2 separate regions of the Homo sapiens genome follow, and region 2 is linked to region 1. Evidence: chromatin loops called from intact Hi-C (ENCODE). Cell type or tissue: endothelial cell of umbilical vein. All regions are shown on one strand. Links, peaks and the distances in the headings refer to the core of each region. The heading gives the core; the rest is flanking DNA. Region 1 has its middle 12 kb from the start of ANKRD33. Region 2 overlaps SCN8A (sodium voltage-gated channel alpha subunit 8).

Evidence for each region. Hi-C counts contacts between places; a loop is a spot of excess contacts. Peaks named below come from ENCODE experiments on the same cell type or tissue, not always from the same donor. Only the 100,000 strongest peaks of a DNase experiment are listed, where the experiment ranks them.
Region 2: it touches region 1 in a loop (2.6-fold over the local background); 5 of 110 quality-filtered maps call a loop at or near these places.

What each region holds. Positions count from the first base shown.
Region 1 is chr12:51,870,842-51,881,544 of GRCh38, reverse strand. No RefSeq gene overlaps it. Among named protein-coding and RNA genes, the nearest start is that of ANKRD33, 12 kb to the left of the region's middle. In endothelial cell of umbilical vein, for the core only: a CTCF peak has its summit at 6,106 (motif pointing right); a DNase peak (open chromatin) is centred at 6,114.
Region 2 is chr12:51,673,753-51,690,744 of GRCh38, reverse strand. SCN8A (sodium voltage-gated channel alpha subunit 8) reads right to left here. Exons shown (of 27, transcript NM_001330260.2): 3 at 6,453-6,571; 4 at 4,288-4,377; 5 at 3,526-3,654; 6 at 1,649-1,740. Among named protein-coding and RNA genes, the nearest start is that of SCN8A, 91 kb to the right of the region's middle. In endothelial cell of umbilical vein, for the core only: no CTCF peak of the experiment used is centred there; DNase peaks (open chromatin) are centred at 3,694 and 6,774; H3K4me3 peaks cover 206 bases; H3K27ac peaks cover 2,194 bases.

The sequences.
Region 1 (10,703 bases), core at 2,310-10,309:
CCAGCTAATTTTGTATTTTAATAGAGACGGTGTTTCACCATGTTGGTCAGGCTGGTCTCGAACTCCCGATCTCAGGTGATCCACCCATCTTGGCCTCCCAAAGTGCTGGGATTACAGGCATGAGCCACCACACCCAGCCTATGCACTGTCTTATTAACGGATATTTGGGATGTGTCCAAGTTTCTGCTATTATAAATTCTGCCACTATGAACACACAGGCATGGTTGTTTATGGAAAAATATTCCTTGATGGCCAGGTGTGGTGGTTCACACCTGTAATTCCAGCACTTTGGGAGGCTGAGGCAGGCGGATCACCTGAGGTCAGAAGTTCAAGATAAGCCTGGCCAAGATGATGAAACCCCGTCTCTACTAAAAATACCAAATTAGCTGGGCGTGGTGGCACATGCCTGTAATCCCAGCTACTCAGGAGGCTGAGGCAGGAGTATCGCTTGAACTCCAGAGGCGGAGGTTGCAGTGAGCCGAGATGGAGCCACTGCACTCCAGCCTGGGTGACAGGAGCAAAACTCCGTCTCGAAAAAAAAAAGTATTCCTTGAGTCCAGGCACAGTGGCTCACACCTGTCATCTCAGAACTTTGGGAGGCTAAAGCTGGCAGATTGCTTGAGCCCAGTAGTTTGAGACCAGACTGGGCAACATGGCCAAGCCCTGTCTCTACTAAAAATGAAAAAATTAGCTGGGCTCAGTGGCACATACCTGTAGTGCCAGCTACTTGGGAGGCTGAGGTGGGAGGATCACCCAAGCCTGGGAGGTTGAGGCTATAGTAAGCCAAGATTGCATGACTGCACTACAGCCTGGGCGCTGGATTGAGACTTTGTCTTAAAAAAAAAAAAAAAAAGAAAGAAAGAAAGAAAAAAAGTATTCTTGAGTGTATACCTACAAGTGGAATTGCTCTTATTTTCTAATTTTTTGAGATATGTGTGTAGCTAATTAATTTTCATCCTTTCTTCAAGTCTTTGAATATAAGCCTTATAGACCTTAAATTTCCCATTGAATACTACTTTAGTTGTTCCATTTTTATTTCCTCTTTGATCAATGAATTATTTAGAAATGTCTTTAATAACTTTCAAACATATGGAAATTATTTTTGTTACTTATTTCTAGCACTGTGGTCAAATCTTTAAAATCAATCGAGACTTGCTTTATAATCTAGTATATGATCAGATTTTGCCAAATACGTCATGTGTGCTTTAAAAGACTGTGTATTTTTCAGTTGTTCGGTGCCATGATGTGTGGAAAGTATTTCACTGGGTTCTGGCTTTCATTATCTTGTTGAGAGTTCAGTGTGTCTCCTTTAAAGATTGTCTTTTCTTTTTTTTTAAATTTAATTATTTTTTTTTGAGACAGAGTTTCACTCTTGTTTCCCAGGCTGGAGTATAATGGCACAATCTCGGCTCACTGCAACCTCCACCTCCCGGATTCAAGCGATTCTCCTGCCTCAGCCTCCCGAGTAGCTGGGATTACAGGCGCCCACCACCACGCCTGGCTAATTTTTTGGATTTTTAGTAGAGACGGAGTTTCACCATGTTGGCCAGGCTGGTCTCGAACTCCTGGCCTCAGGTGATCTGCCCGCCTCGGCCTCCCAAAGTGCTGGGATTACAGGCGTGAGCCACTGCGCCCGGCCTTCTTTTCTTAAGTCTTCAAGGTCTTCTTCTTGTCTTTGGTGTTCTTAAGTTTTACTTCAATGCTTAGGTATGGATTTCTTATGATTTACCTTTTTTTTTTTTTTTTTTTTTTGAGACAGGGTCTCACTCTATCAGGTGGTATCTCACTCTATCAGGTGATCCTTTCACCTCAGCCTCCCAAGTAGCTGAGACTACAGGCACCTGCCACTATGCCCAGCTAATTTTTTTTTTCTGTTTTATAAAAAGGAGGTCTCACTATGTTGCCCAGGCTGGTCTTGAGCTCCTGGGCTCCAGTGATCCTCTTGCCTTGGCCTCCCAAACTGCTGGGATTACAGGTATGAGCCACCACGCCCAGCCTAGAGATTTTTTTTCCCCCTGTGAGCTATTTATTATTTTCCCTAGAAAATGATGTTAGAAATTTCTTGAGGCTGAGGACTAAGGTATCTTCCTTCAGAGAATATGAAGTTTTTTTGTTTTGTTTTGTTTTGTTTTGTTTTTTCCTGCCAGGCATGTAGAGGTACTAACCAGTCCTGAACCACTTTAAACTAAATACCTAACTTGGATAGTTTTGGGTCATCCAGGGCTGCAAATAAGCGCAAAGATCAGCTGGTGGTTACAACTCAGAGATACAGCCTTGCTATCAGCTCAGCACTGAGGCAGCTTTCATTAAAGTCCTCTGGATGTGACAGCGGGATAGATTTATTTCAGGTTCAATCTTACATGAACGATGAATCCTTTGGAGTCATAGCTTTTTAGAGAATCTCCTATTAGATTCCTCACCTTGGTTCTATCAAAAATAGAGACTGTGAAATTTGAAGTTCAAGTTTGCCTAATTCGACAAATATCCTCACACTAAAGAAGGATTCCTTTGTCTGTTTCTCTGAGTTCCTGCCTTCCCTTAGACTTTAACCTAATACTTTCTTGCTATCTGGCCAGCACATCTACACTTTTAAAATAATTTGCGTATTTCAACCAGCATTTTTACATGACTTATGCTGAAAAATCAGTCCAGAATCCAGCCAGTCATATTATTGGAAATAGAATTTCCTCTATTCCTAATTAATTGCAAAAAAGCCCAATAGGAGACAGATGTGGTGGCTCACGGCTGTAATCCCAACACTCTCGGAGGCTGAGGCAGGCAGATCACTTGAGGCCAGGAGTTAGAGACCAACCTGGGCAACATGGCAAAACCCTGTCTCTATTAAAAATACCAAAAAAAAAAAAAAAAATTAGCCAGGCATGGTAGCCTGTGCCTGTAGTCCCAGCTACTCAGTAGGCTGAAATGTTGGCTTGAGCCTGGAAGATGGAGGTTGCAGTGAGCTGAGATTACACCACTGCACTCCAGCCTGGGCAACAGAGCAAGACCCCATCTCAAAATTAAATAAATAAATAAATAAATAAATAAATAAATAAATAAATAAAATAAAAAGCCCAATAGGAAATGGGCAAATAGCATGGTCAATTAATTCATAAAAGAAATACAAATGGCCAGGCCAGGCGCGGTGGCTCACACCTGTAATCCCAGCACTTTGGGAGGTGGAGGTGGGCAGATCACCTGAGGCTGGGAGTTTGAGACCAGCCTGACCAACATGGAGAAACCCTATCCCCAATAAAAATACAAAATTAGTCAGGTGTGCTGGTGCATGCCTGTAATCCCAGCTACTCGGGAGGCTGAGGCAGGAGAATCACTTGAACCCGGGAGGCGGAGGTGAGGTTGCAGTGAGCTGAGATCGTGCCATTGCACTCCAGCCTGGGCAACAAGAGCGAAACTCTGTCTCGAAAAAAAAAAAAAAAAAAAGAAAAGAAATACAAATGTCCAATAAACATATGAAAAGATGCTTAACCTCACAAATAGGCAGGAAAAGGCAAATTAAAATAACAATGAAATATTGCTTTTGGCCCATCAGTTTGGTAAAAATTAAACATTAATAATATGAAGTGCTTACACTGTGGGGAGAATGTAAATTAGTGAAGTATTTTTGGAAAGCATTTTGACAGTATCTATCAAAATAACAAATGTACATACACATTGACCCAGAAATTCTGCTTTTAGAAATCTTTTTCAAAACAGTGCTTGCATATGTGAGCAAAGATAGACTGAGTAGGCCTGGCATAGTGGTTCATGCCTGTAATGCTAGCACTTTGGGAGGCTAAGGCAGGAGGATTGCTTGAGGCCAGGAGTTCAAGACCAGCCTGGGCAACACACGGAGACCCTGTCTCTGCAAAATAAATAAATACAAATAAATAATAAAATAAAATTTAAAAAGACATACTGAATATACCTTGAAGCATTGTTTGTAACAGTAAAAAAAATTAGAAACAATTTAAATGTTCATCAGTAGAGGAAAGGTTAGAGGCACCTGTAGATTATGCCTCCATTCAATGCCTCCATTTATCTTCAAGAAGAAGATAAATATCTACATGGTTTGCCCTGAAAATCTCTCTGAGCCACCTTGTTCATGGTTGGAAAAAAAGCCAAATGCAATGACACACACACATACAAACACACAGGCACACAGTATACTGTATACATATATATACACACACATATACACACACACTTGAGGCCAGGAGTTCAAGACCAGCCTGGGCAACATAGTGAGACCCCGTCTCTACAATATACATATGCGTGTGTGTGTGTGAGAGAGAGAGAGAGAGTCTGGCTATTTACGTGTTTTTTGTAAATGCATAGAAAGAGCTGGAATGGTTTTTTTTTTTTTTGAGACAGAGTCTTGCTCTGTCTTTCAGGCTGGAGTGCAGTGGTACAATCATGGCTCACTGCAGCCTTGACCTCCCCGGGATCAAGCAATCCTCTCACTTCAGCTTCCTGAGTAGCTGGGACTACGGGCATGCGCCAGCACGCCCAGCTAATTTTTGTATTTTTTGTAGAGACGGGGTCTTGCTGTGTTGCCCAGGCTGGTAACTCCTGGGCTCAAGTGATCCACCCGCCTTGGCCTTCTAAAGTGCTGGGATTACAGGCATGAGCCACCGTGTCCGGCCAGAATGGTCATTCTTAACATTGGCGGCACAATGTAATCACTTAAGGACTTTTTAGAAATAGTGATGCCTGGAACCCACTCTGGAGATTCTGAGACTATTGGTCTGGGGCACAACCTGGGCAACAGGATTTTAAAAATCTCTTCATGTGATTCTAATGTACAGCCCAGATGGGGAACCTCTAGACAAAATGATGCTCTTTAAAACATGGTTAACTTAAAGAGGAGGAATAAGAGAAGGGTGAAGAAAAAGGTTTTTTGTTTGTTTGTTTGTTTGTTTTGAGATGGAGTCTCGCTCTGTTGCCCAGGCTGGAGTGCAGTGGCGCGATCTCCACTCACTGCAAGCTCCGCCTCCCGGGTTCACGCAATTCTCCTGCCTCAGCCTCCCGAGTAGCTGGGACTACAGGTGCCTGCCACCACGCCCGTCTAATTTTTTGTATTTTTAGTAGAGATGGGGTTTCACCATGTTAGCCAGGATGGTCTCGATCTCCTGACCTCGTGATCCGCCCGCCTCGGCCTACCAAAGTGTTGGGATTACAGGCGTGAGCCACTGCGCCCAGCGGGTTTGTTTTTCAAACTTGTATAATGTTTGAATCTTCCACCTAGATAATTACTACTTGGTAATGATAGAAAAAAATATATAAAAGAATCAGAAATATTTCCCTGTCTGTTTCCTTCTTTTCCTCTGCACACAGAGTTCGTCATCCCTTGGTGGTAGCTCTAATTCATTCATTCAATCACTATTAATTGAAAACTACTCTGAGTCAGGCACACAGTTCAGTGCTTGTGTTTTTCACACTAGTTATCATTAATCTCATTCTTGGCCAGGTGCCGTGGCTCACACCTATAATCCCAGGACTTTGGTTATCTCTGTGTCTCCCGCATCTAGTACCTTGTCGGCCATTCAGTAAATGTGAGTTCCCCTCCAGATTCTCCTCTGGCCTGAAGATCACCCCCAGCATCATGCAGGAGTGATGGTCAGGGACAAGAAGTCTTATTTTTGTTTGTTTGTTTGTTTTGAGAGGGAGTCTCACTCTGTTGCCCAGGCTAGAATACAGTGGCCCGATCTTGGTTCACTGCAACCTCCACCTCCCGGGTTCAAGTGATTCTCCTGCCTCAGTCTCCTGAGTAGCTGGGACTACAGGCGTGCAAATATGCCCAGCTAATTTTTGTATTTTTAGTAGAGACGGGGTTTCACCATGCTGGCCAGGCTGGTCTTGAACTCCTGACCTCGTGATCCGCCTGCCTCGGGCTCCCAAAGTGCTGGTATTACAAGGGTGAGCCACCGTGCCTGGCCTAGGGACAGAGTCTTTTTAACCTGTGCAGAGAGACCATAAGAACACGTAGGTAGGTGAATGGGGATTTCACATTTTGCTTTTCAAATCCTCTTTTCCCCAAGCCCAGAGAAGCTACTTCTAGCACCAATCACCCCAGCCTCAGCAAGGGTCTTGTTACTGCGAGGCCACTGTCAGCCAGCAGGTGGCAGGTCTGGGCAGGAATTGGAAGAGCATCCCCACCCCACAGGGCTTGAGGCTATAGCTGAGGGTTCTAGGGTCAGGTGCAGTGTCTGGGTCTTGGCAGGGCAGATGCACAGGAGGGTTGTGGGGTTCCGTTTCTGGCTCAAAGGAAAGGGAGTTATTTCTGTAGTTATTTCTGTATATCAGCTTTAGCCAACCTGGATGGGTACCCCAAGTGTGAGGATTTTTTTTTTTCAGGAGTCTTGCTCCGTTGCCCAGGCTGCAGTGCAGTGGCGCGATCTCGGCTCACTGCAACCTCTGCCTCCCAGGTTCAAGCAATTTTCCTGCCTCAGCCACCTGAGTACCCGGGATTACAGATGTGAGCCACCACACCCGGCTTACTTTTGTATTTTTTTTTTCTTTTTTTTGAGACAGAGTTTCATTCTTGTAGCCCAGGCTGGAGTGCAGTGACGCCATCTTGGCTCACGGCAACCTCTGCCTCCAAGGTTCAAGCGATTCTTTTCTGTCTCAGCCTCCCGAGCAGCTGGGACTATAGGCATGTGCCACCAAACCTGGCTAATTTTTGTATTTTTAGTAGAGACGCGGTTTTACCATGTTGGCTAGGCTGGTCTTGAACTCCTGACCTCGGGTGATCCGCCCATCTCAGCCTCCCAAAGTGCTGTGATTACAGGTGTGAGCCACAGCACATGGCCAAGTGTGAGGATTCTTCTACCTTCTACCTGCATTGATGCCCTGTCTTGAAGTGCCCTGTCCAGGCCTCCCTCCTCAAGAGGACTCAATAGGGATCCCTTCCCAGCCCCTGCCAAGTTCCCCAGGCCTGGTCTTGACCCTCTCTGTGTATGCCTTTGTTGATAGAAATGATTGTGGTAGTGGGGCATGGAGTTGTTGGTTAATGTGTAAAATAATGGATAGCTCCTGGATGACACAGGTACACTTCAGCCAGGGCCTTCTGCAGTCTCAGGCTGGTGGTCTTAAGGATTAAAAGCAAAGGCCCTTTATGGATTAACCTCCTTTGGACCTCTCAGCCGCTGGGGTCTGACAGGAGTTCACAAGGATGTTCCTTTGCCTGCCGCTCCTATTTCTCAATCACTCTCTTCAGTGTCTTCTGCTGGTACTCCTCTTTCTGTCTGCCTGTCATCCCCTTTTCTTCAGCTTGATCTTTCTCATCTCGCCATCTGGCTCTTTCCATCTCTCTCTCCCTCTGATGCTCTCTCTTAAGCCCTGATAACATACACTGCTTGCTCCCTAACTTGCTCTCTGACTGCCGTGCGTAATCTCCAGCCATCTAATCCTTTGGGCTGGATTTTTGCCCAGAGTCTTGACTTGCGGAATTCAATCAGAAGAGAAGGTGGTGGGGCGGGGGGCGGGGGGGCGGTGCAGGGGCAAATCTACAGAGAAGGAACTCAGGAAACTTTTGAGTCTGGTTTGGGAACAAAATACTGTGTCATCTCATCCCTTTCTTTTCTTCTGGGATCTTTTTCCAGCAGAAGCCCCTCTCCTCCCAGCCTCCAGGCTTGGTGGCAGTTACAGCTGGAGCCGGCAGTCAGTGGGGAAATGGCCCAGCCCAGCTGAAGGACTAGGTAGATGCAGGATGGGACCCAGCAGAGCAGGGCAGAGAATGGAGGAGGTGGCCTCTGACCCCAGCTCTGGCCCTTTCTAGGGGTCCTGTGTGACCTGCCATAGGTCATGCCCCCTACTCCCGAATCATGATCTGCATCACAAAGCCCACAGCTTGTAACTCAGAGCCAGCCAGGAAGGTCTGGGATTGATTTAGGGTCCACTCTGACCAGCTCACCCTCACTGGACTATGACCCCTTGGGTGGGGGTGAGGACAAGGGTCATGGGTGAAGTTCAGGCAGGGGTGTCCTGACCACCACTACAGCATACCTGTTGCAAATCCTTCTGCACTCCTAGTGGACTGGAGGGGAGGCCTGGGCACATGAGTTCAAGGTTCTCGCTAAATAACCCATTCCCTCTGGCACAGCTCAGGGCCACGGTGAGGGAGCCACGGTCATTGCCTAGTGGGCGTTCAGGGACAGCATTCTCAGGAATCAGGCTCAAGGTGTCTTACACAGCAGAGAGAGCTTCATTGCCCACCAAAAGGGCAGTCAGTTAAGTCCTACGTAAGCCCTTCCACCCATCACCACCAACCGCAGTTACACTGAGCTGCTCAGAGCCAGTGTACATTTTTGTTTACAAAAATTTTTACATTTATGTTTAGCCTGATATATTTCATGTTGTCAGTTTCCATTCATCCACCATTCCCTTCTGGAGATATCACTGAAGAATATTCTCTACTCTGAGTATTTCACTTTTTTGACCGTCATCCACAGTAAATACATTTACTTCTGGACCCAGGACACATGAATGCACATGTAACTACAAGCAGCGTTTCCTGAAACTGTAAAGCACTGTTATGTTTTCTACTCTATTCTGTTTTGTTGTAAGGAAAAAAAAAGTTTTTAAAATGATTCCGTCAACAACTAGTGGGCCGGCACTTAGAGTTTCCAGTAGATAACCTCTTACATCTTTACACCTTCGCAAGTCTTTAAAGCCCATCTTTCAAACACAGAATCCATATAATCTTCATAAAAGCCAGTGAGGAAGATAAGGCAGGGTTTTTCATTGACCCATCTTACAGATGAGAAAACAGAGACTCTGTGAGATCTGCTGAAGATCACCCAGCTGGTGTGTGGCAGGGATGGGATTCTGAGTCAGGTCTTTTGTACACCTGTTCATGGTGCCCTAATACCCCTAATACCCCGTCGCTTCTCTCTTTCCCTGTCCTCTGACAGCCTCCTGATTGAGGTCATTGTCTGTTTCCAGTCCGAAGGCCATCTCCTTCCATGGGGAAGATGGAGAGACACGGCAGCTGAGTAATTTTGTTTCCCGTCATCTGTTAAACACCGCACCATCTGTCAATTCCACCCTCAGCCTCCCACCCACTACCCAGAGGCCAGCGTGGGGGAGGAGGCCATTTTCTTAGAGTCTGAGCCTTCAGGCCCACTCCCACAAAAAGACTCAGAGTACCCACAAAAAGCTCATTTTTCAGCTCAGAACCAACAGCTGTGGACTAGAATTACAGGGGGCAGCACAGGAACAAGATTAAGGACTTTCTGAGGTCAGAGGTATAACGCAAGGTGAGTCACCCCTCCCTGACCACCAGGTCTTGTCTTCATGCCCCCCGCAGCTCCACCCCCCATCTTGCTGAGGATCCAGAGCTGTGAGGAAGGTGAGCTGATCCCAGCAGCAGGAGCCCTGCAAGCCGCTTCAAGTGCGGCAAAGCGAGTCCATCTTACAGGGGCCTGGGCAGATTTATGGGGCCTTGGGTGTGGCTGGCTGTTGCTCAGCTTCCGCCTTTCTAATTCTCCCGTCTCCTCCATCACCCCGCCCCCTCCTCAAGAAGGCCTTTGTGCAGGACAATGAGGAATCTATAAATTCCGGGGGACAGGGATGGGGGGAGGGGAACACTGGTCACTTCAGCTCCCCCCGTCCACCCTGGGGGCCCTGCATAGATAGCAAGGAGGGGCTTCCATGGAGTGGCCCCATCTTGTCTGATTCACACTGGAGCCCAGAGACAGAAGTGGGCCAAGCCCCACCACTGGCTTTCACAGATGAAGAAACTGAGGCTCAGAGGCAGAGGGCGTCTCCAGTCCCTGCTTCATTCACTCTGCCTCTCACTCATGTATTCATTCTCCTCCTCTTACCTATGCCCTGGTCCTTCCCTCACGCAGGCATTCACTCCACAAATACCTATGGAGTTCTAGATGAGCACCAGGCCAGGTACAGAGGGGGCAATGGTTGGTGAGACCCAGCCCCTCCACCAGCCCCCCACTCTGGAGGGTCATACAGCAGTGAGCTATGGTTCCAGAAGAGCCAAAGCATAGCTCCAGCCCCAGTTTTCCCGGCTGGCAACCTGCACCCTTTCATCAGCAAGCCCTACACGGCTTTCATGAGCATTTTGGAGTTTGATCCTGGTGGGGTCCCTGGGAGACAGGTATTATGTACGCCTCCCCCACCATTTTGCTAATGTGGTCTCAAGAGGGTAAACGGTTGCCCTCTGGTGGGCAAGATCACCCCTCTGGTGGGTAGCAGAACTGAACCAGGAACCACCCTCCGCACCACTCCAAGTGCTGTGGGGACTCAGAATATGGGCGTGGGCTGAGGCTCAACTTCCTCTTCTACCACTTGCCCAGCTGGCCCTGTGCCTGACCCCCATGCTGAGCTTTCCCTGGTGTTCTTCCCATCTTCCCACAGTAGTTATTAAATGTCCCAGGCTCACCCTGATTTCTTTACCCCACTCATCTATCTGTTGGATAGTAATAATGAATTCAATGCTTATGCTGCCTGTGTGTTGTGGTGTGGATCTGTGTGTGTGGTATATCTACTTGTAAACTGAGGCTATTAGTGTCTACTTCACAGGAGGATGGAATGAGTTAAATTAAACTAAACTATGTAAAGGACTTAGAATGATGTCTGGCACAGTCAGCTGATTAGCTGTCAGCCAAGATTATTGTTATAGTAAGCCATGGGTCTGCCCATGTGTGCAAAGCATCTAGGTGGGTACCAGGTGAGTACAGGTGTTTGTA
Region 2 (16,992 bases), core at 3,553-11,552, 190 kb after region 1:
CCCTCTCCAGGATTCTATCTTTGTGCTTCCCTCTCTATCTGCTATTGAGATAATGTTAAAAAGGGGAAAAAGAAATATTTCTGGGCCAGATGCAGTGGTTCACGCCTGTAATCCCAGCACTTTGGGAGGCTGATGCAGGAAGATTGCTTGAGCCCAGGAGTTGGCAGCCAGCCTGGGCAACACATAGGGAGACCCTGTCTCTACAAAAAAATTTTTTTTTAAAAATGAGCTGGGTGTGATGGCATGCACCTGTGGTCTCAGCTACTTGGAAGGCTGAGAAGGAAGGATCACTTGGGCCCTGGAAGTCAAGGCTGCAGTGAGCCATCATCGTACCACTCCAGCCTGGGCAACAGAGTGAGACCCTGTCTCTAGAAAATAAAAATAAATTTTAAAAAGAGAGATATTTCTGAGTCAGCCACAAGGGGAAGAGCCACGTAATAGGAATAGGATAAGAATAGGATGCCTCTGTTCTTTCTCCACATTCCTATTTCTACGAAACTGCTGTGGAAAGCCTGGTCTCTACGGAGTCTTCCTTGAAAACCCATGACCACAACTAAAGTCCAAAGAGCAACAACACAGTCTTCACCTCTGCCAAGTTACTGCCAGTATATCTTAGGCTCACAATACTAACTAAAATATCTTTCCTTTAAGATTTCAAGACTGGTCTTTAGAAAGATAAGTATTACCCAGTAGCAATGATTTAAATTAAATTAAGGAATCTTAACCTGGGGTCCATGGATGGGCTTCGGGGGGGGTCTGTGAACTTTCATCTGATTCTCAAAGGGATCCAAAACCTTCAAAAGGTTAAGAACCACTGGGCTAGCTCAACCAGAACCAAAAAGAAAAAGGCACAAATTTTAAAGAGGTTGTCAATCAACTAACTCTCAACTCACCTACTGATTCTGTTTTTCCCCCTCAAACTTCTATACTTTTTGTTGCCCATACCTTTAGTTGTATCTTATCTTACCTTTGATTTTTTTTTAACAGTGCCTGCATAAGCTTTCATTGGGATTTATGTCTGAGAATGAACCCTGAATATGTACAGTAGATGTCTACTGGTTCTTATTCTAGTGAGACAGACAGCAGTAGAACATGATAGACAGTGATTATTTAAGTGCAGTTCACTAACTCCAAGTCTCTTAAATTTGTCTCTGATACTGGATTAGTTAACTGGGTAGATCTCTTCTGTGATTAAAAAATTTCATTAATATAGTAATAGTAAATGTATAATTCTTTGAATAACGTCCCATCAGCAAACCATGCGATAGGAAGCCTAGAAATCACAAGCAATGAAATGATGGCAAATGTCAAAATTACTGTAATTCCATGGAGCCAGGAAGCAAATGATTTATATACAAAGAGACAGCTAGCTCTGTGACAATTTTTTCAAATATGGTGAGATCCAAGTGATTCTTAAGCACGTGCTTTTTCAATAGCATGGATGGAATGGGGGCTGCATGCCTGGCAAGCACTCAGAGAAAACTGCCTGAGGACCCAACGGCCATTCCAGAGAATGTCTCCCAGGAAAAACATGCAGAATGCAAGGCCATTATCAACTGTACTGATGCTGCTTTAGAATGGTGGACAAAACGAATGGAGGAGAAAGAGGAGATGTGGCAAAGTCAGTCTTATGTACAAATTTTCTCACCTGGAATTACAGAGATAGTTTTCAAAGCTCGGAGAACCCTGAATGTTCTCAGCGCTGAGACATTGCCCAGGTCCACAAACTCTGTCACATATCTGTAGTAAGGGAGGTCACACACAGACACAAGTGACAAACACAGACACAAACACAAACACCAAAGGAAAAAACAAAACCACAACAAAACAAAAAGTACAATACGTCACGTCAGGGCCCTATCCCAACACCTAACACCAACCCCGGACCATCTTACCTGGGATTACCGAAATAGTTTTCAAAGCCCTCAGTACCCTGAAAGTGCGTAGAGCTGAAACATTGCCTAGGTTTACAAACTCTGTTATATACCTGCAGAATCAAACCAAAGTTAACTTGTAATGGTACCACTGGGCGAGGGTTTGAGAATGGGGGGAAGAAAGGGTCTTATATACAAGCTATGGTTTCATTTTTTTTCCTTGAAAAAGAAAAGCTTCAAAATACAAACATTTAAGGAACATTTGTTTTTAATTGGACAAGAAGAATTCAAAAGTATATTAGAAAGGAGGTTTTTGGGATTTACTCCTTTAATCAGCATAGTAATGTGCTGATCCCAATCAGAATGGCTTTACTGTCAGCCCATTCACATTTTTTAGTAAAAAGGAAGGCCAGGAGGTATCAAAGACTTATGTTCCCAGGTTTTGCGAACAATTTCTTAAGAGAGGGAGACAAATTTCTGCAGCAGGAGCCCCACAAAAACAAATCTACATTAAAGTAACTCCCTAGTTGACAATGGCAAAATTGACTAAATGTCTGTATATATGACTTAATCAGGAGTTGTAATCATATGATTGTAGTCATGTCTATAAACGAAGTTTTGGCCTGTGACATACAAAAGCAGGGCTCAGGAAAATCCAAATCATGGGATCAGAGCAAATATTGTGTTAAGTGCTCATTTTAATTACAAGCTCTGTGCCTAGCAAGGACACTTAAAAATTTTAAATGAACACTAATGTGTATTCATAATGCTAGAAAGTAAGACATTGCCTTTATATAACAGAAAGTCAGTTTCAGTTTCAAGTATTCGATGCATATCATTTATTCACATTTTACAGTTGAAATACATCTTTCCACCAGATGCTCAGATCAATACATATTTAAATGCACTCTTTCTTACACATCATGCATACATGCAAAACCTATACACCACCCCCACTACACTCTCAAACCACAAAACGCTTTCCCAACCTGGAAATAAAAATATTAAAGCCTGCTATAACTCTTCTATCATCAGCTAAGTTTCCCAAAGATACATTTTTATTGCTAAAACAACACAAATGAGCAAGAGCAGTAACATACCAATGTGGAGTTACACTGATCTTGAGCAATAGTTCGAAATTCTGGTTAGTAACTCTTCAGGAAGTGCCAGTGTGGGTACCTTGGCTCATGTTTTGACTCTAAAATGTGCTCTGAAGTCTGCAACTCCTGGCCAGCCTTATTAAATTACATACGGTAAGACATACCCAGGAAACTAATTTTCAGCTGAAAGTTTACAACTAAAAAATTTCAAGTCTTCACAGAGGCCTTGTAATGATAGGTGTGCAAACCGTGATCGTTACAAGGAGGAATAAAATACGAGAGAGTGCCAATGGGAAATCACCTCCTCCTTTCTCTCCCAGCTGTAAAGCCTCTGCTTGCCTTCTCCCACATAATCACATTATCATCGCCTGAACCACAAGAGGCCCTCACAAGCAAGAATCATAGACATAAGCCCACAGGGCCTTACATGGTTATCCATTAATTCCTCATACAGCTGTGTCCACAAATGCACACCTACAAACAGACCCAGGAGTACAACTCCACACACAGAATCACACCCAGAACACCAATAAAGTAAGGGGAGAACTTACGCCATCATGATGACACTGAAATCTAACCAGTTCCATGGGTCCCGTAAAAAGGTAAAGCCATCTATGCAGAAACCTCTTGCAATGATTTTCACTAGTGATTCAAATGTATAAATCCCTGTGAACGTGTACCTGTCAAAGAAATGAATAGCTTGAGGTAATTTCTGGACAGAAACTTTAAATGAACCTTTTAAGTTAGCACTTGCCTGAAGTGTTGCTTCAACTAAGAGAGACAAAACAGAAAGGGCACAGCCAATGCAGCAGGAAGGAAGTGAGGAGGAGAAAGAAATGCTTTGAATGAAACTTACTGAAATGCACAAACTAAGACCTTTGGAATGTTGTACTGGGTCCTGAACTGTATTCCAAGGAAGTTAACTTTGCAGCTATCTAGTACATGATCATTTTGAAGAAGGTAAGGAGGCCCCCCAGAGCTGTTTTTAACCTTAGAGAAGTCAAAAAACAGGGAAACCTAAAATTGGAGAAAACAGTATCACCAGGAACTGAGGATACAAGATGGTGATGGGGCTGCAGGGCAACGGCACTGCCTGGCACAGGAAAGGGTGGAGTGAAGGGCAGTAATTTCTAGAGTTGACTTTTAGGGAGGGCTATTTCCTAAATTCCACATGTACTTTCAGCCTTCTCTGTGAAATAAAGAGAGGCAATAACTAATTTTTTTTCTCCTTGATGGGTAAACTGTGGCAAAGCAAGATTTAGTGACTAAAAATATTTAAAACAAACAAGCACACACATAAATGAGTTACTTACTCCACATTCTTCGACCAGTCAGGAGGGTTACTAAAAGTCATGAATACACAGTTGGTCAAAATAGTGCACATAATGATCATGCTAAATACTGTAGAGAAGAGTCAAGGGGCAATATTAAAATCTGGCCTGCCTTTTGTTTTCTCAAAAAACAAACACATTTCCATTGGGTATCAGATCTAAATCAATAACCTGAAAGGAGATGAAGCACAGAAGAGAAAAATGCAAGGTGACAATGAAAACTGTGGTCACCACCATAAACACAGCATGCCACTGTGAACTGTGGATGGATGGGGAAGGACAGCTATTCTCCTTCTTTCAAAAGGGCCGTCACTGTTCTACTCCCTTTGGATGAAACATGTTCCCCTAACCACTTTTCAGCTCAACTACAGACTAAGCCTCTAAATGTTTTTTGCACTTAGTATAATACCTTTGCACTTTCTCAACCAAAGTTGTCAGATAAGAAAATCAATTAAATCTATATGACTAGGTATTCATTTATTGGTAAGTTAATTATCTTATATAGCTAGTTATTTGAAAATCTACATGCAATGGTTCACTTTTTTTCCATAGTTGTTGTTCTTTTTTAAGAGACAAGGTCTCTCTATGTCATCCAGGCTGGTCTTGAAGCCCTGGGCTCAAGTGATCCTACATCCTCAGCCTTCTAAAGTGCTAGGATTACAGGCCTGAGCCATCATACCCAGCCTTCCCTAGTCCTTCTAAAGGGCTGAATTGTCTTTGGGGGCAAGGCATCAGCCAATACAGCCCATATGTGTTGAATATGTCCAATGTGGGAAACCAGCTGCGGCGTGTTAGGTAAAGATTTCAAGGACATCTGCACCACCACACTTCTGAAGACTAGGTAATAGAGCAAAATCCATTCTGAAAGTGTCCAGGAATGTTTATGGATAGCAAACCATACTGCCATTTCATTTCCATCCAGAATTTTTCTCAGGCCTTTCTGTTCTTATCTCTGAGAAAAATTAAACTATTTTAGGTCAGCACAAGTTACTCAAACTCTAATTGTCATATTAGACAATTAGAGCCAATTAGAGCCTGGGAGCCATATCCCACTTGCCACTAATTCACTCTCTCTTGTTAATGGCATTCACTATCTTTATTCTACCAGTGGAGTTTTAAAAAGAGAAAATATTTCTTACAGCTGGATTTTTTTTTCTTCATTACAGCTGGATTTGTCTTCATGCTTTTTGGAACCAGAAGAGAAAAAACACTCCATCTTCTGATCCAACAGAAAGGAAGAAGTCCACTGTGAATTATTTATTTCCTTATAAACTTTCAGGTTTCAGAAGTGTGTTGCTTCTAAACTACAGATTTCACAACCATGTTGCTAAATTCTCAAGAGTTAATAAAATGTGGCAAAAGCTTCTAAACCAATTCACCAAGTTGCCACTGCTGGCTTCCTCATCCTACTTGGAGGATACAGTAATCTTCGAAGCATGGGACTACATGCTGTTAAATATCGACCAGCCATGGAAGTTTCAAGCCACCATGCAACATCACTAAATCCATCAAATAATTTTTCATTTGCCACATGCACTCTCATATGTTAATAAGGTGTAACTCAGGCCACTTGAATAAATTGGCATTTTTCTATTTAAGGTGAGTAAAAATACCAGAAAAAATTCCTATTTATCCTACAATCTGCATCTAAACCTCTGTAACAAGGAGGTTATTTCATCTGAGAACTATCTCACTTTCTAAGCTCACTGCTCAAAAAATTTTTTAAAAATTCAAAGCTGATTTCTAAAGCATTCATCCAACTATTTGTAACTCAAGAAGGACTTTCAAAAACCTCTAATAATGGCTTTTAATATATTAAGCTGAATAGTTGGCCACAGAAAGAAATCACTGAAGTCTGAGTACTAAATAAAGTTAAGACTTCAACAAAGGTTATTTTAATTTGTCCATACAATGATACCAAACAAAATTTCAGATTCCCACAATATCATCCTAAGAAAAAAAATAATAATTTGCTGAAGCTTAGCTTGGGATGTGGCAGGAGTTCACTCTTAAACCTCTGACTGATGGGCTAGTTAACTACACTATCAGTAAAAAACTTAACATATAATCCAGTTGTCAAATATTGGAAAGGTAAACAAGCAACCATGCAATTGCCGCACTCACTCCACATTTGCCGAAAAGGATATGAATGTATCAAAATTTTAATAGCTATTCTTCTTATCAGGTTAAAAGGACTTAAAATGTACAAGGCAGGCGTGGCACTAAATCTGAAGAGAGTTTTCCCTCTGTTTAATACTACAAAGGTCTGTGGAGAAAGAAAGAGAGAGAAATTATTAAAGCATGGGTATGAGTCACCACATGAAACAATGATTTCTAGGTAAGGAATACATAAACTCAAAAGTCTTTAATACTTTTTACTTCCCAACTTGGTTTTTAAACAAGCAAACTTAACACAATGTTTGCCCCACCTCCCTCCCTCTGCCCTGCCCAGATTATAATACAAATAGCTGATGCAATCTTGGCAGTTTTACAGAATAAACTTGTTTCTTTCAGAAACAGGCCATTTGAATCATACCTAAGCTTCTATGCCAGCTCTGTACACGATACTGAAGTTCATTAATTTAGGATTCATTCACTCAACAAATATTGACTGGACACCTACTATGTGTCAGACAGTGTTCTAGGTGCTTGGGAATGGTCAGTGAACAAGATAGTCTTGGCCCGAAGAGTTTAAATTCTAGTGGGAAAGACAGACAATAAATAAAAACTGTAATGAATGAGTAAATCATATAGGCTGTGCTACACAGAAGATGACAAGTGCTATGGGAAAAGGAGGAAGAACAGGGAGAGGAAGATCAAGAATGCTGGAGTCAGGGGATGGGTGAATAAAGAGGCAACAGTTTTAAAGAGGTGGTCAGGATAAGCCTATTGAGAAGAGAGATTTCAGCAAAGACTGGAAGGAAGTGAGAAATGTTCTTCATTCAATCAATATTTACTTACCAATATTCAATCTGCTTTATATGGCTTTCAAGAGCCCCCAATATCAGCCTTGCCAAAATAATTAAATCATATTTCCCAGTATGAATGTTCCCATCTAGCCAAACTAGCTCATGTCCTCGGAACAGGTTCTCATAATTCATAACGTTGGCCTTTGTTTATGTGGCTCATTCTACCCAGAATGCCCTGTGTTCTGAATTCAATTGAATTAAAATATTTTTGAGCATCTATTCTGTGCCAAGCATTGTGCTAATTACCAGGACACAACACTGAATAAAACTGTACTTTTAGGGAAGACACATATGTGAGCTAGTAATTATGATGCAGGGTAAGTACAAAGTTCAATAACAAAAATATGCATAATGTATGAGAGGCAGCAGGAGGGAGAGATTTTTTTCCCCTTGGCTGGGAAATAAAAAAGAGAGTGAGCTGGGAAGTTCACAAAGGAAGGTAACTAATATTTGGAAGGGGCTTTAAAGGACAAACAAGAATTAAGAAAAATTAATTGGGCAGATTTAGTGAGAAGGGATGGAAAGGTAAGGGAACAAAAATCACATGTATGAAAGCATAGTAGCATGTAGCTGCAGGTTTTTTTTAGGGAATTGACCAGTAATTCAGTGTTGATGGAGAATAAAATAGGGAAGAGGGAGAGCAGACTGTGAAGCTGAGAGATGCAAGGGCCTACTAGACTGCAAGTTCCTAAGGAGACAGGCCAGTGGCAGATACACAGTCCTAACATCTCACTGTGTGAGTGAAAGAGCAAATGGCCAAATAAATGCTAGTCATTTTAAGTAGTTTTTTATTTTTAAATTTTGGAGCAATGCATGATCATAATTTTTTTAAAAGAAAAAAGGAACATAAGACCAAGTTCCATCTCATTACCTAATGATAACCTTCGATGCCAGTTTTTTTGTATATCCTTCTAGAAATTTTCTATGTAAATAAAAGCATACATCTATGTCCTTAAAAAGTCTCTCTCTCACATGGGATTGTTCCATAAATACTCTTCTGTACCTTGCATTAAAAAATGAACCTCCACAAAGAAGAGCCCAGGACCAGACGGTTTTGCTGATGAATTCTACCAAATGTTTAAAGAATTAAACAAACTCTCCCACAAAATAGAAGAGAACATTTCTAAACTCATTCTAAAGGCCAGTATTACCTTGATACAAAACCAAAGACATCATAAGAAAACTCTATACTAACATCCCTTATGAATATAGACACAGACAGCCTCAACAAAAATGCCAGCAAACCAAATCCAGTAGCATATAAAAAGGGTTGCACACCATGACCAAGTGGGATTTATCCCAGGAATGCAAAGATAGTTTAGCATTTGAAAATCAACCAATGTAATGCAACATATTAATAAAGGAGAAAAACCACATGATCATCTTAATAGATGCAGAAAAAAGCATTTGACAAAATTCAACACCTTTCATAATAAAAGTACTCAACAAACTAGTAATAGAGGTCCTTCTTAACCTGATACAGGTCATTTATGAAAAGCCCCCACCTTTTTTTTTTTAACCTCCATCCCCTACAATTAGGCTTTTGGTTCTTTGAGGGCAGGAACCAATCTTATGCTTCCCTCCACAGTTCCAAAATAATGATCAGCCTATGTACTCCCAATGCACAGTATTAGTGATGTTTTTTAAAGTTCTTTTCTTATCTTCTATTCTTTCCTTTCCTAATCTACCAGAGTCACGTCATTCTCTTCCCAATGGAAAAGTATTGAGCTAGATTCATTCTACAAACGCCCACTACACCATCCCTAGTGTTTGACATTGTACTGCAGTGAAATTCTTCCTGTAATGGAGCATACTGGTTCTGGTGGGATATGCTGCAGAAAAAGCCTAATCCTAAAAGCAAAGAGAAGTAGGAGACCTAGGGTTCATCTGAAACATATCGAGGGCTGAGCTATAGCTCTTCCATATCTTGGCTTCTCAAAGAAACAAACAGCCCAGGGCTTCCCCCAAACCCCTTCTCTGAAGTACTTGTACCTCTCTGTGTTTCTACAGCAACTCCCTCTATGAAAATAGCCTTTTAAATAACCTCCTCATTCAACCTCATGAGGTTCCCATGAAGTATGGGTGAAGGAGGAATTATTATCCTCTATACACTTAACAAAAGCTCAGGAGAGGAACACCACCTATCAAAGGTCACGCAGCAAAGAGCAGCATGTTATGCCGAGCTTCGAGCCTCTCAACAGCTTCCACTGTGCCAGATTGGGAGGCAGTTCAGTGGCAACGTGGCAAAGAATGAAGTTGGTGTGGGAGACAAATTCTCTGGTGAATGAGAAATTTGAGTCCCCGGGGTAGATAGGGCAGCTAAGCAACAATGAAAGAAGCACTGGCCCATGCCCCAAGACCTAAAAACCACCGGGCCAGGCCTTTACAATATCACCTACAAAACCTCTCCTTAGGAGACAGACAACAGGATTTTTATTTTTTATTTATTATTATTATTATTATTTTGAGACAGAGTTTTGCTTTTGTTGCCCAGGTTGGAGTGCAATGGCGCAATCTCGGCTCACTGCAACCTCCGCCTCCCGGGTTCAAGCAATTTTCCTGCTTCAGCCTCCCCAGTACTTGAGATTACAGGCACCTGCCACCACGCCCGGCTAATTTTTTTGTATTTTTAGTAGAGACAGGGTTTCACCATGTTGGCCAGGCTGGTCTTGAACTCCTGACTTCGGATGATCCGCCTGCCTCAGCCTCCCAAAGGGCTGGGATTAAAGGCGTGAGTCACCGCGCCTGGCAGGATTTTTTAAAGTAATGTACTCTATACTTTCCATTTTTCTTGTCTCTTGGTTTGGTCGTGATGGAAATATAGGTCTAGAGGTAGCATGGAGGGTATTTCCTATCACTGAATCAGTGCCTGCAGTGCTTGGCATACAGCAGGTGCTTCATAAATGTCTGTTGATTGGTTCATGAACAAATGCTTATGTTGTTTTAGGTGAGGGAAAAGGAGAAGAAGAAAAACAAAAGGAAGCCATTAGGAAATGGAAACTGTTACACCTTGGTTGAAGAAAAACTAGGAGGTAGGATTCTGAATTAGGATCAGTCATGAGCTGTCAAGTGGGAGACTGATGATTCTGGGGGAAACTAAGCATCTTTAGTGAATTCAAAAACTATGATTTTGTAAGCAGAAGGCTTTACTAAGGACATTTGATGTGTGAAATAGAAATTTCCTAATTAATTTGGGTACTGAGTGTTGCACTTAAAATAAAACTCATTTACCATCACCCCTTTCTAAATATTTACATCTTATATCTTCATCAAGTATAAAAACAGTTTTTCTGTTAACAAAAATAAACATCTAGCACACTAAACTCCTGAAATGAAGGTAAATCTCCCATACTTTAGTAGGAAATTGTATTACAATAAAACATGTTTTATTATTGAAATAATTAGATTTACAGATAATTTGCATGCAGTTTTTCACAATGGATCTTTTTTGAAAAGCAAGATAGTCCACCTATAAGTCCAGCACTTTGGGAGGTCGAGGTGAGTGGATCACGAGGTCAGCGGTTCAAGACCAGCCTGACCAATATGGTAAAACCCCATCTCTACTAAAAATACAAAAATTAGCCCGACATGGTGGCATGTGCCTGTAGTCCCAGCTACTCTGGAGGCTGAGGCAGGAGAATCGCTTGAACCCAGGAGGCAAAGCTTGCAGTGAGCCAAGATTGCACCACTGCACTCCAGCCTGGGCAACAGAGCGAGACTCCGTCTCAAAAAAAAAAAAAAAAAAAAAAGGCAAGATAGTCTTTGGACAAACACAAGTACTCAAAGCTTAGGAATTTCCCTTTTAATACTGGGGCTTGCAGTAGTTACACGAGAAAGAGATAAGTAATATACCCGGCACCAGCAAGCTTTTTCTGAAAGGGCGCAGGCAGTCAATACTGCAGGCTTTGTAGGCCATACAGTGTCTGTTAAAACAACTTACCCCTGTAACTGTGGTGTAAAAGTAGCCATAGACAACATGCAACCCAAGAAGAGTGGCTGTGTTTCAGTAAAACTTTATGGACACAGAAATTTAAATTTCGTATCATTTTCACACATCCAACCATTTAAGAATGTAAACTACTCTTAGCTTGTGGGCCATACAAAAACAGATGGCAAAACTGATCTGCCCCAGGGGATACACTAATATTAGTTCCTGACTAAGTCCAGACTGACTGCATAAGAATCATCTGACTAGCTTTCTATTTTGTCTTATCTTTTATTTTTATTTTTTGTAGAGACAGGGTCTTGCTATGTTGTCCAGGCTGGTCTCGAACTCCTGGCCTCATGCAATCCTCCTGCCTTGACCTCCCAAAGTGCTGGGATTATGATTATAGCTGTGAGCCACTGCACCTGGGGTGAGTAGCTTTATTTTTTTTTATTTTTTTATTTTTTTTGGAGACGGAGCCTCGCTCTGCTGCCTAGGCTGGAGTGCAGCGGTGTGATCTCGGCTCACTGCAACCTCCACCTCCTGGGTTCATGCCATTCTCCTGCCTCAGCCTCCCGAGTAGCTGGGACTACAGGCGCCCGCCACCATGCCCAGCTAATTTTTGTATTTTTAGTAGAGACGGGGTTTCACCGTGTTAGCCAGGATGGTCTCGATCTCCTGACCTCGTGATCCACCTGCCTCAGCCTCCCAAAGTGCTGGGATTACAGGCGTGAGCCACCATGCCCAGCCTAGGCTGAGTAGCTTTTTAAAAAACACAGTCATAAATCCCTTCTCCAGGTGTTCTATTAAATAAGTGTGCAGAATCCAGGAATCTGTGCTCACCAGATTTGGGGAACCACTAGATCATCTCTCAGGTCATGTGCTAAAACATTTGTGTTCTCCTTCTTCCCTGCCTCTGCCTAACTGTATGGCCTGGCTGGGCCACTGCATGTCTCTAGATCTCATTTTCTTCGTCTATAAAATAAGAGAGAGGGCTGCCTGATGGGCATACTCAGGTCCTTTCCAGCACTGATATCTGTAATTCTACGATTTAGAAAATTCACAGAGCATCCAGGATTAAGTGCAACAAAGCAGCAAACCATAAATTTGAGGAGAAAGCCTATTATTATTTATTCTCTCACATTTTATCCTTGTAGAACTCTCTTGAGTTAGTTATTCTGCTTCCTTATGTTGAAGTCTGTCAAGTCCAGGGTCAACAGTGCTTGATAGTACCATACTTATGTCAGCAGGGGGGAGCATAGAGCAGCCCCAAGGCAGAACTGCGTCACACAATGCTTTTCCCTGCACTATCTCCCCTACTTTTATCCCCTGTTCTCAGGAGAACAGTGAATATGGGAGAATGGAAAGGAATGACTGGTGATGGGTTGACTTTGAGAGAGATATATGTATATATGTTTCATATGGCTGATTAAACGTTTGTAATCATCGTTAAACTTCTGGTGGGAATCCAGAAAAGGACATTTGTCCTCTCTCGTTCAACACTACGCTCTAACGCCAGATCCTTCAAAGCCTAGATATAGTGGAAAGGACAGCAAGCTTTGGGTTTTTACAATACTTCTTAAACAACAATCACTTGGTGCCCATGAAGTCCAATAATATTTTACCTAATCTGTCTCAAATTAGATCTTTGTGAAGTAAATGAGTTAAAAGGGAAATTGAAATTGGATTGCGGTTACTGCCCAAGGGGAAATATCAGTTTACAACAACAGCCACTGAATGTGTTTCAGCACAAGGTCCATTAAGAGCGGCAGAACAGTTCTTAACGAGTTATGGCATGGAGTATTAATAAATGTGTCATGTGGCATAAAATGAGCCTTCTGAAAAGCACAGGCTTTTCATTTCTAATTAGCAATGTGGGGCTTGGAGCACACAATGTAGAAGCATTGCCATTGTTAACTCAGGGTAAGATATCTTCTCTTTGGGGCCCACTATTAGGGGAAGGAACACCGTGCAAGGCCAGGTAGAGCACGTCCATATGCATACCAAACAAATCCTAGCATACTGCAAATGCAAAACAATGAACACACACAGTCATCACAGGACTGCAGTACAGCTAGTTTATTAGCATGTCTCCACCCCATCCCAAGACTGAAATAATTTTTTTAGCCACACAAAAAGTGTAAATTAAAAAAAAACAGGATGGGCTCACATCTGTAATCCTGTAATCCCAGCACTCTTGGAGGCCAAGAAGGGAAGATCGCTTGAGCCCAGGAGTTCGAGATCAGCCTGGGCAACATGGCAAAACTCCATCTCTACAAAAAAAATAAAAAAAATTTGCTGGGAATGGTGGCATGTGCCTGTAGACCCAGCTTACTTAGGAAGCTGAGGTGGGAAGATCGTTTGAGCCTAGGAGGTTGAAACTGCAGTGAGCTCTGCTCTCCAGCCTGGGAAACAGAGCAGGACCCTGTCTTGGTAAAATAAAATAAAATAAAATAAAATAAAATAAAATAAAATAAAATAAAATAAAACAAAACAATAAAGGATGCATATATATGAAAAGACTTTATATAGAAGAGTACTCAATGCAGGGGTGGAGAATATCATAGAAGAGAAAGCTTCTTCGAGAAATATTTATTATCCATTCCCTGGTTTGCTGTGAAACACATGGCCCAGGAGAGCAGCTCTTCACTCAACCAATTCTCCCCATCCTGAGAGGTCAACATCTCAACTAGGGCAAAGGTAATCTGCAGGCATCTGATGAGCTTCTGGCTATAATGAACACCTAGGGGCTCAGAGGTTTAGCTAATCAACAAGAGGGCAGCTGGGAACCTTTGAGTCTATCTGACTATAACTATTACTGGCAATGACTTATGACTGTCCCTAGATCTTAACTGTTTTGATTTCTAGAACTAACTGGTCCTCTCATTTTTAGCCAACTTCTCTGGCCTTAAATTCTTGCCTGCCTAAACAAAATATATGTACTTTATTCCCCCAGGCCTATGCACCTCTTTCTGAACTAGGCAACTGGCCAGTTGTTCATTAATCAACAGCAATTTGGCATTCATTTCTGAGTATGCATACAGCCAATATAGCAAGCAACAAATAAGTGTCTTTTCAAAATTTCCCTGGTTTAATAACGGAAAATATAATGCAGAATCTAAACAGATTCTATATCAGGCTAGGAAGCTGTTCAGAAACAAATGACCTGTTATGTAAAAATGACTATGCCATGTTGAAAAGAATCCTGATTTATGCTAATCTGCCTAGTGAATTCCTCAAGTAAAATTACAATATAGGTTATATTATATAGCCCCAGTGTGTCCCAGGAAAGTCTCCAGCAAAGGCATAACTGGAATGCATTTCCAGAGTACCCGTGTCCTGGTACTATCCAGCTCCCCTTAGAAATACTAAACCAAAGCAGGACATAAAGACACCAGCAAAATTCTTCCCTAGGCGTGTACTTCTATTTGAGCTGTGTGATTATTTAGAACCATCATTTTCCACGCCTCTATTACACGATACTGAGAATGGAGCAAAAGAGACCACTAAATCCCGTATTTTAAAAATTCCTTCTTAGTAACCGATAATTTTACCTATGAGTCTATTTGAAGAAATAATAAAATTCAATATTTATTAAGCATTTACTATGTGGCAGGCAGGCACCCTACTAAGATACTTAATATAATAATTGTCTCACAACTACTCTATGAGGTAGGTACTATTTTACAGATGATAAAATTGAGGCAGGAGGTTAAGTAACTTGCCCAAGACAACACAGCTATTATGTGGTGAAATTTAGCATTGAACTGAGGCAATCTAACTACAAAGCCTATACTCTTAATTATCAAGGCATACTACAATTTTAAAAAGCTTCAAAACTATTACTCAAATCTAACTATTCGTTTCACAAACAAGAAACCAAGCACAGAATGCTCTGCCCAAACTAAGGTCACAGCACTAGTGAGCAGGAGCGGGGCGGGGGAGTTGCCAGGGACTAGATCTCCCGGCTTCTAGTTCTAAACTCTTTTTACTGCACCAGGTCATCTGGTCCAACCCTCAGATCAATGAACGAATCTCCTCTACTTAATAACTTTAACTGTTGCAAAACGGAACCCCCTACATGTGCTGTTTATGGTCTTTTCTCCAAGTTCAGTTTGATGAAGATAATGCTAGCACCACATCTGCCTGTGGCTTTACAGTTTTCCAGGTGCTTCTGCATACACTTCTTCATTTGCTTTGACCTTGTAACCCCATGCTCTCCAACCTACATTTGGAGTAGCTGCCACCCTTCCTGCTCACGTTCTGGTCACAGGAAGCCATACCGGGCAGAGCAGCAGCACTGTGCACCTGCTTCAATGCTGAGCCAGCACAATGCTGCTTCCCAGGGCAGGGCAGGTCTGACCCTCCTCCATGGCCATTCTTCCTTGTTGTCCTTCGATATAAATTTGACTTTGATCACCTTCTACTTTAACCTCTTAAAGTGCACAGACTACAGTTGCTCTAAGCAAGAGCAAAATGCAGGCTTATTATGTAAAGCATATTAACCCCTCTATTTACTGAATTCATATTCTAGAATCTATTCTCACTCTCCTCTCTCTTAGAAAGCAGCAAAGCAGAGTGGTTTACAGGCTTTGAGGCCAGAAAGACCTGGATTCAATACCCAGCTCTGTCACTCATTAGCTGTCATGATCTTAGGCAACTTATGTTAAGGTTGCTAAGGCTCAGTTTTCTTATTGATAAAGTGGGTGCCATCAATCACTATTCCAATTTTATCAGGTTGTTATAAAGATTAAATGAAGGGTCACAAGGAGTCCTTAACACAGTGGCTGGTACAGAACAGGCACTCGTTAAATGTGGTTATGATGCTGCCACTGCTATCACACAGTACTGCCATTCCTTCAGCTCTTTGGCTCCAAACACGGAGTGGCCATTAGAAGACAAGAAGGGGCTGGCCAGGTGCAGTGGCTCACGCCTGTATTCCCATCATTTTGGGAGGCCGAGGCGGGTGGATTACCTGAGGTCAGGAGCTCAAGACCAGCCTGGTCAACATGGCAAAACCCCGTCTCTACTAAAAATACAAAAAAATTAGCCAGGCGTGGTGGCGTGCACCTGTAATCCCAGCTACTAGGGAGGCTGAGGCAGGAGAATCATTTGAACCCGGGAGGCGGAGGTTGCAGTGAGCCGAGACTGTGCCACTGCACTCCAGCCTGGGTGACAGAACAAGACTCTCTCTCTCAAAAAAAAAAGAAGATGACAAGAAGGGGCTAATATTTCTGTTAATTTGGATCCACATACTTGGCACAAGCCTGCAGGAAGGACACTTGTGCACAAGTTAGAGCAAGAATCCAGAGCAAGGCTGCACTAGCTCAAAATGGGTCCCAAAGGTTATTTCCAACCTGGGAACTCTGGAAGTGAGAGAAAACAAAACCCCTTAGGATGCACTCATTGGCTCCAACCTGCCTCTAGGCTTTATCTCCTGTCTTACCAAACCACACTCTATGCTTCAGTTACAGCTACACTCACTATTTTAAACAATTAAACCTGTGTCATGTCTCTCGGCCTTTATATGCACTGTTCCTCACACCTGAACTACTCTCTCATCTCTTCTCTGACAGGTGAATTTTTTTTTAACCATACTTTAATATTTAAAGGTCCAGGTCAAAGATCACATCCTCTATGAAGACAGCCCCATTCAACTCTCTTCAATAGAATTGTCCTTCCCTCCTGTGTGTCCCTATAACACTTGTACTTACTTCTATTAGAGCAGTTAACACAGAATATTGTTATTGAGGTTTACATACCAGTATCTCTCACTGGACCCTGAGATCCGTG